2 separate regions of the Homo sapiens genome follow, and region 1 is linked to region 2. A link is an interaction called in ENCODE POLR2A ChIA-PET data of the cell type or tissue named here. Cell type or tissue: A673. All regions are shown on one strand.

Region 1 (4,000 bases), 100 kb before region 2:
TATTTAGTAAAACCTTGTTATTTGGACAGAGAAAACCAAGGGCTAGGGAAGTTAAATTGGCCATAATCAATACCGTGAGTTTTTTTTCTTTTTTTTTTTTTTTTAAAAAAAAAGCTAAGACTAGAACCTGGTTCTCTAGTACCAAATCCAAGGCTGTTTCCTCTGAGATGGTTGCAGTTTCAGAATAAGAGAAAGAACCTCTTAGTCAATCCCACAGTTTAACAAAGCTGATTGGGAAAAATGAAAATATTAAAGAAAACATGTTTGTATAGTATTTATGTTTAGTGATGTTCAATCAGCATTTATTTATATTATAAAAAATTAGAAATTGCCTGAACTGTCACAGAAAGGAAGGTTGCTTGGTAAAATACCATTTCCATTATACAATATGAAAGAAAATAATTCAGCCATTAAAAACCATGTTCTTGAAGCCTATTTAAAGATATTGAAAGATGGTCATAATAAATGGCAATTCATGACAGAAAGCAAAGTTGAAAAAGCATGGGTTAGATGCTAAGCATTACTTCTAAACTACTAGGCTTTGTGTCTAAGGCTACACATTTCTGAAGTTTATGGAGAGCCTTTAAATGTCAGCATCAGTTTTAACCAAGAGCTCTTTTCTTACACAACATCTAAAAATATCTATTAGTTTAACTTGTCAGCATGTAAAACATTTGCTATGATTTTTCTCATCGTATCACTCAAATCATGTCAGCTAGAAAGAAAAAACTGCTTGGATAATCTGGCAATGACTAATGTTATTTGCTGAGATTTTCTGGAGGCTATTTAGCAGCAATTTAATAATTGTTATAATCATAAGAAGCCTAATCAAAGAGTTCTATTTACTGCATATTTCCACTTAGGTATCCCATAAGCAATTCAAACTCACAATGTCCCAAACTAAACTTTGTGTATAGTACCAGTATCCATTTAGTTGCCTAAGTCATGAACTTTGAATCATCTTCTAATTTGTGTATTTTTAGCCTGGATTACTGTGAAAACATCTAAGTCTTCTCTCTAAATCTAGGCTTGAACCCCTCCAATCCATTCTCCACTCTGAAGATAGAAGAAATGCTCTAAAAAGGAAATCAGATTATGTTACTTCCTTGTTTATAAACCTTTATTGGAGTCCCATTGCCTTCGGGATAATATAAGCTCCTTGGCATGGCCTTCAGGGCCCTATATGATCTCTATCCTGTTTTCACCTCCAGACTGAAAGCTTGCTGGTTCTCCAGATATGCTCGCCTCTCAATTGCTGACTCCTCATCTTTCTGGGCCCCAGTTGTATGTTGCCTCCTTTGGGAATCAAGGCCAATTAAGTGCCCCATTCAAGGAACTTCCCTGGGACCAGGATGTAACATTTTATGTTGTAGTTGCATGTTTACTTGTGTATCTTCTCTCTTAAAACTGTTAGCTCCTGGAGGACAGAGATTTAGTTCTGTCCACTCTGATATCATTAGCATCTATCACAGTGTGTTACTACTTTAAAAAGAATCTTTCCTCTTTCCATATCATTAACAACATGGAGGACTGGAACAGAAAGGATTGCTTACCCAACATTCACGCCATATGTATTGCCCCACCCCACCCCAGCCTGCCAGTCCTTTTTCACAGCAGAACCAGATTGTGTGCATATATCCATCCTCCAAGTGTTTCAGGGGAAGCTGACCACAAGGCTGATTTGTCTATGACAATTATGTTAATCTCCTCCCCCTTGCCTGCAGTTGGTTTAAGAAGGGTCACATGACTCAGCTCTGGCCAAGGAGGTTTGAGGAGTAGTCTGATGGGGGTTTCTGTGAAAGGTTTCCTTGCTTCTAAGAAAGAGACACAGGAAGAGACGGTTTGTTTTCTCTTGGCATTTTTATGACAAAAACCACTATAGAATTTTTGTTCCCATGAAGGGAACCAGCCTGGGAATAAAGCCAACACATGAACAATGGCTGAATGGAGAGGTAGAAAGGACTTGGGCCCCTTTCGGCATAAACATTGATTATACTTCTTGGAGCCCACCCAAGCTCCAGACTTCTTATGTAGGATAATCAATTTTCCCATTGTTGAAGTAAATTTGAGTTGGGGATCTCCGTTAATTGTAGCCAAATACCTATAAAATGATAAAAATATATATTAGAAATAGGCCTTGTTCTACTGATAATTATTCTCCTGGTATAAGAAAGTAGGCTTTCTTCCACTGGGAAGTATAACACTAGGCATAATATAATTGTACAACAGACCTGAACAATTGAGGTTCCAATAACTTGGAACAGCAAGTTATTCTTGCCTTACATTCATATATAACTTATTTATATGCTCTCGTTGGGTTGTTTGGTGGCTTATACAGTACCCAAAGAAAAATGACATTTGATATTTTGGAATTTGAGGCAACAGAGAAACCTCACTGCATTTTAAGTTGCTGAAGTCAGTATCAACAAAGTTAGATAACCCATAAATTAACTACGAAAAAAAAAACCAGCTTTAAATTTTTTAAAATATTTTTTAAAAAAATAATTAATTTTTTTAAAATAATTTTTTAAAAAAATAATTAATTTTTTTAAAATAATTTTTTAAAAAAATAATTTTTTAAAAATAATTTTTTAAATTATTTTTTTAAAAAAATTATTGAGGTATGGGTAGACATAAAGTCTCTCAGATGCTAACAATTATAAAAAAATTAGAAAATACAAACAAATGTAAAAAATGTAAAAAGTAATGCATAGTTTTATTATACACTGATAACTAATTTTAATACTTTGATGTATTTCCTTTCAATCTTTTAAAAATAAAAATATAAAGATACACATTATAAAAATATGTAAGTATATGCATAGCTTTGACTCATGTGTTTTCCACTTAATATTTTTTCATAAACATATTTCCATGCAATTATTTTTCCAAACTGTGCTTTTAAATAGTTGTATAATATTCCATCCCCTACATAGATGTGTCATCGTTTAACCACTCACCTTGGTTGACTCTTTTAGGAGTTTCTTAACATTTTTATCATAAGGCAATATTAAGAAGAATATTTCTGGGTACAAAACTTGGATTGTATCCTTAGGGTAAATTTTAATTTACGCTGGTCTTTGGGCTATCTATTCTGTTTCATCTTTCTGCCTATTCTTACATTGGTATCACTTTTTGAAAACTATAATAGCTTTATAATATGTCAATTTCTAATACAGCAAGTTGTTCCACATAAATTTTCTTTTGAATAATTTTCTTGTCCTCATGTTTTTTCCCTAGATAATTTCTTTAAAAATTGTCCCAAACGCCAAAAAAACTAATTGAGCTTTTGATTCAATTGTATTAAACATATATATTGACTTGGTAATAATTCACAATTGTATAATATTGAATCTTCTTATGTTTATTTATATATCACTCCATTTATTAAGGCTTCTTTTATGTCGCTCAAAAATATTTTTAGTTTTTCCCAATTTCTTTTTAAGATTTTTTTCTCTGCTTTTCTTTAAATTTTTTTTTGTTGTTGCTATTGTAAATGTTTGGGCAAAACTATTAAAAGTATCTTATTGAAAGCCTGACCTTTTAGCATCAGGCTATTTTTTTTTGAAGATGTTCACATTGGCATCTTCTGGCAACAAAATATGACTTTCATGAAGTATGAGGCAGGAATAGTCACATGCTCTGAGTCCCAGTTCTGTCACTAATGGTAACAATTTATAAAAAGCAAACCTCTTCTTATCTCATTTTATAAATCTAAGAATAAATATTTAATATGACTTGAACATATGCCGTTTAAATCTTTCAATCATTGCTTTAAAAAATTAAACCTGTAAAAAATTATACCCTGGAAGAGGTAAATTTTAAAACAAAATTTTTCCTTTTCTTCTTTATATATAAAGCAATATAAGACCAAGTACATTTGGTTTCAAAGACTTGATGGCTCACATAATTATGTAGAACTAATTAATTCAAAATCTGTTTATCAACAGTAGTCTGTAGCTACAGCATTTTCTCTCAGAGGCATTAACAAAGGCTTATC
Region 2 (4,000 bases):
ACTGCTGAACATAGACCCTTATCGGGAGTTCTGCCTTTTGCCCTTTGTCCTGTTTCCTCAGAAGCATGTGATCTTCGTTCTGCTTTTTGCCCTTTGAAGCATGTGATCTTTGTGACCTACTCCCTGTTCGTACACCCCCTCCCCTTTTGAAATCCTTAATAAAAACCTGCTGGTTTTGAGGCTCCGGTGGGCATCATGGTCCTACCGATATGTGATGTCACCCCCTGCGGCCCAGCGGTAAAATTCCTCTCTTTATACTCTTTCTCTTTATTTCTCAGCTGGCCGACACTTATGGAAAATAGAAAGAACCTACGTTGAAATATTGGGGGTGGGTTCCCCTGATAGATGAGGTTTCACTGTGTTAGTCAGGATAGTCTCTATCTCCTGACCTCGTGATCTGCCTGCCTTGGCCTCCAAAAATGCTGGGATTACAGGCATGAGCCACTGTGCCCGGCCTACTATTAATTTTACAGAGAGTTAGTAACTGCTCAATGTTTAGACTTGAGTCTAAACTTAGATTTAGATAAGGCTTATGCATTATTTTTCCATTGCTTAAGCTATTACTGTCACCAATTTACTATTGCACGTATTCAGGCAAAGCCAGAATGTAAAGTTTGCTTTCCTTTAGAACATTCTTTGCAAATTGTAAGCTGATATTGGAAAACCAGGCGAGGTTTGCTTCTAGGTCTCTTTGACTTTCTTCTCTCTTTAGGGAAGAGGGAAGTTATAAAAGCAACCATTAATTTTGATGGAAAAGAGAACAGCTTTCAGATTGGTACCTGAAAGGAGGAGGCAATATTTCTTCTTCTTTGTAGAAGTAGTTTCCCCTTTACTTTGGCAAGCTTTCCTGATGTGCGTGGCTGGAACTTTTTCTGAGATTATTTCATGCTCCTACAATAGGTTATGACAAGAATCATTTAATTTAAACTGGATTCAATTTTTATTTACAACAAGCAAATATAAAAAGAGCCTAAATGAACCACCTAATTATTTTCCTTATTTATTCACTTTACAATAGTGATAAGCTAGCCATTCACAGGGTAAAAAAATTACCAACTGTAGCTGGGAAAGGTAGTCAAACTTGGTTGACTCTAGGTTTTTATGATGAAGGGACAGGTTAAAGTGTCCCTTAAGTTATCATTAGTGAGAGTCACAAAATGGAAATTATAACATATTTCAATGCAAAAATAAAGTAAAAACTTATTGGAAAAGTGTAAAACAATATTTCTTTAACATAATAAAACCAAGAAACTGTATTCTCTAAAGATTTTCAAGCTAGGGAGACATTTATTGGGGATTTTTTGGTAAAAGATCATCTCATCTAGGCAAGAGTTTAAGCAGCTTTTATCACATGATGAGAGTGGGCATAGCTTAGCTTTTCCACACCAGAACATTTCCCAACAATAAAGTCATTGATCAGGTACCAGGATAACAGGATTAACCAAACTCTCCAGCTTGCCTCAGTTATTCATGTATTAATATATAGGACAGAAACTCCCAAGAATGCTACTATTTCTCAGATGAAGTCTCAATAATGCTGCCTTAAGGAGATGATGAAGATGAATACATAATAATCATTCACATTTACATGCCATGTTAGAATTTTTATTTACTTCTTTGTGTTATATAGAAAATTACCAACCATGACTGAGAAGGTGGTCAATCTGGGTTGCCTATATTATGAAGTTTGTATTATGAATGAGTTTGAAAAGATTTGAGGCCTGTAATATTTAAACATTTAAAAACACAATAGATGTGAATACATTGTTTTATTTCATTGTAATCTTCAAGTGATTCCATGAATAAGAAGAGTAATTATTTTTATTCTCATTTTATAGATGAGGAAAATGAATTCCACAGGGCATAGGTGATTTGGCAAATGCTGTATAAGTGAATGAGGCAATAGGAAACTGAACTTTCCTTTGTTGACCCCAAGGCCTTAAGTTATTCTTTTGTAAACCTTTGATTGAAGGTGACATTCCCGATCCACCAGGAAATGGGCATGAATGCTGAGCTGTTCCTGCAGAGGTCACGTGTTTGCTGGGGTCTAGTCATACACTCTCCCAGTTCTCCTGGTAACCATTTGCCTATAATGGTGAGGGGACTGAATATGTTAGATTGTGGTCTAAGGTAAAGAAACAGAGAAAGCCTGATGCTCAAACAAGGGAGTAAGCACATGAGCAAAAATCATGCTGGAGAAAGTTGTGATCCAGTTTAACAATTCAACACTTCACAAGCATGTGCTGTGTGCCAGGACCACTGCCAGGAGCTATTAATAGAGATGAAAGGCACAATTTCTGCTCTGGAGAAACTCACAGTTTGGAGGGGTAGATAATTAGAAGACAGCGTGACAAATGCAGTATGCAAAGGGTGTTATGGGAGCCCACAGTTAGAAATCTATACTCCAGCTGGAGCTAGGAAATAAGACTGGGGGAGGGAACTAGGAAATGCTTTCCAAAGAGTCAATCTGAGAAGAATCTTAAAGAAGTAGAAGTTAGCCTGGCAGAGGAGGAAAGGGAAAGAATGGACAATTCATGTACAAAGGTGTGGGGGCAAGTGAGAGCACAGAAGATTCAAGCAGGTACCAGTCGTATTAGTCTGTTTTTACACTGCTGATGAAGACATATCTGAGACTGGGTAATTTGTAAAGAAAAAGAGGTTTAATGGACTCACAGTTCCTTGTGGCTGGGAAGGTCTCACAATCATGGTGGAAGGTGAAAGTCACCTCTTACCTGGAGGCAGACAAGAGAAAATGAGAACCAAGTGAAAGAGGTTTCCCCTTATCCAACCATCAGATCTCATGAGACTCATTCACTATCACAAGAACAGTATGGGGGAAACTGTTCCTGTGATTCAGTTATCTCCCAACAGGTCCCTACCACAACACATGGGAATAATGGGAGCTACAATTCAAGATGAAATTTGGGTGGGCACAGAGCCAAACCCTATCACCAATGCATCCCTGGTGGGCTTGGGATATAGAAGGAGATGAGGTTGGAAAGAGACAGAACCAGATTAAAAATGGTAAATGCCAGATTAAGTCAGGAGTTTGTGCTTTATTCAGCAGACAAGGGAGAGCAACTCCAAGTGTTTTTTTTTATATGGGTAAAATTCACATACCATAAAATGAATTATTTAAAAGTGTACATACAATTCAGTGGCTTTTTGTACATTCACGTGTTGTGCAACTACCATCTCTATCTAGTTCCAAAACATTTAATCACCTGAAAGGAAACCCATTAAAGAGTCACTCCCATTCTCATTTTTCCTCAGCCCCTGGCAACTGCTAATTTATCTGTCTCCAAGGATTTACTATTCTGGATATTTCATATAGATGGAATCATGCAATCTGTGACCTTATGTATCTGCTTCTTTCACTTAGTATAATGTTTTTGAGGCTTATCCATGTTGTACCATATATCAATACTTCATTCCTTTTATGGCTGAGTGATATGCCATTGTATGTACCACATTTTGTTTATCCGTTCAAGAGGTCATGGACATTTAGGTAGTTTCTACCTTTTCACTACTATGAATAGTGCTGCTATGAACATTTGTATACAAAATCTTGTTTGAATACCTGCTTTCAATTCTTTGGGTATATAATTAGGAGTAGAGTTGGGTCATGTAGTAATTCAATGCTTAACTTTTTGAGGAACTGCCAAACTGTTTTCCACAATGACAAGGGTGATTGTAAATTCCTATCAGCAATGAACAAGCATTATCCATAGCCCTGTCAATGTGTGTCATTTTCCATTTTAAGAAATTATAGCCATCCCAGTGGGTATGAAGTGCTATCTTACTGTGGTTTTGGTTTTACATATCTCTAATGATTGCTGATGTTGAATAACTTTTTATATACTTGTTGTCCATTTTTATGCCTTCTTTGAAGAAATATCTATTCAAATTATTTACCTATTCTTAAATTGAATTGTCTATTTGTTGTTGAGTTGTAGAAGTTCTTTGTTAGCCTCTTATCACATGTGGGAATTGTAAATAT

The links. Peaks named below come from ENCODE experiments on the same cell type or tissue, not always from the same donor. Only the 100,000 strongest peaks of a DNase experiment are listed, where the experiment ranks them.
Region 1: POLR2A ChIA-PET joins it to region 2 with 6 read pairs; 2 of 35 experiments call an interaction of 5 or more read pairs at or near these places.

What each region holds. Positions count from the first base shown.
Region 1 is chr2:161,083,158-161,087,157 of GRCh38, reverse strand. No RefSeq gene overlaps it. Among named protein-coding and RNA genes, the nearest start is that of TANK-AS1, 75 kb to the left of the region's middle. RefSeq lists an enhancer at 1,646-1,940. In A673, no CTCF peak of the experiment used is centred here; a DNase peak (open chromatin) is centred at 1,787.
Region 2 is chr2:160,982,914-160,986,913 of GRCh38, reverse strand. No RefSeq gene overlaps it. Among named protein-coding and RNA genes, the nearest start is that of TANK-AS1, 180 kb to the left of the region's middle. In A673, no CTCF peak of the experiment used is centred here; a DNase peak (open chromatin) is centred at 2,343.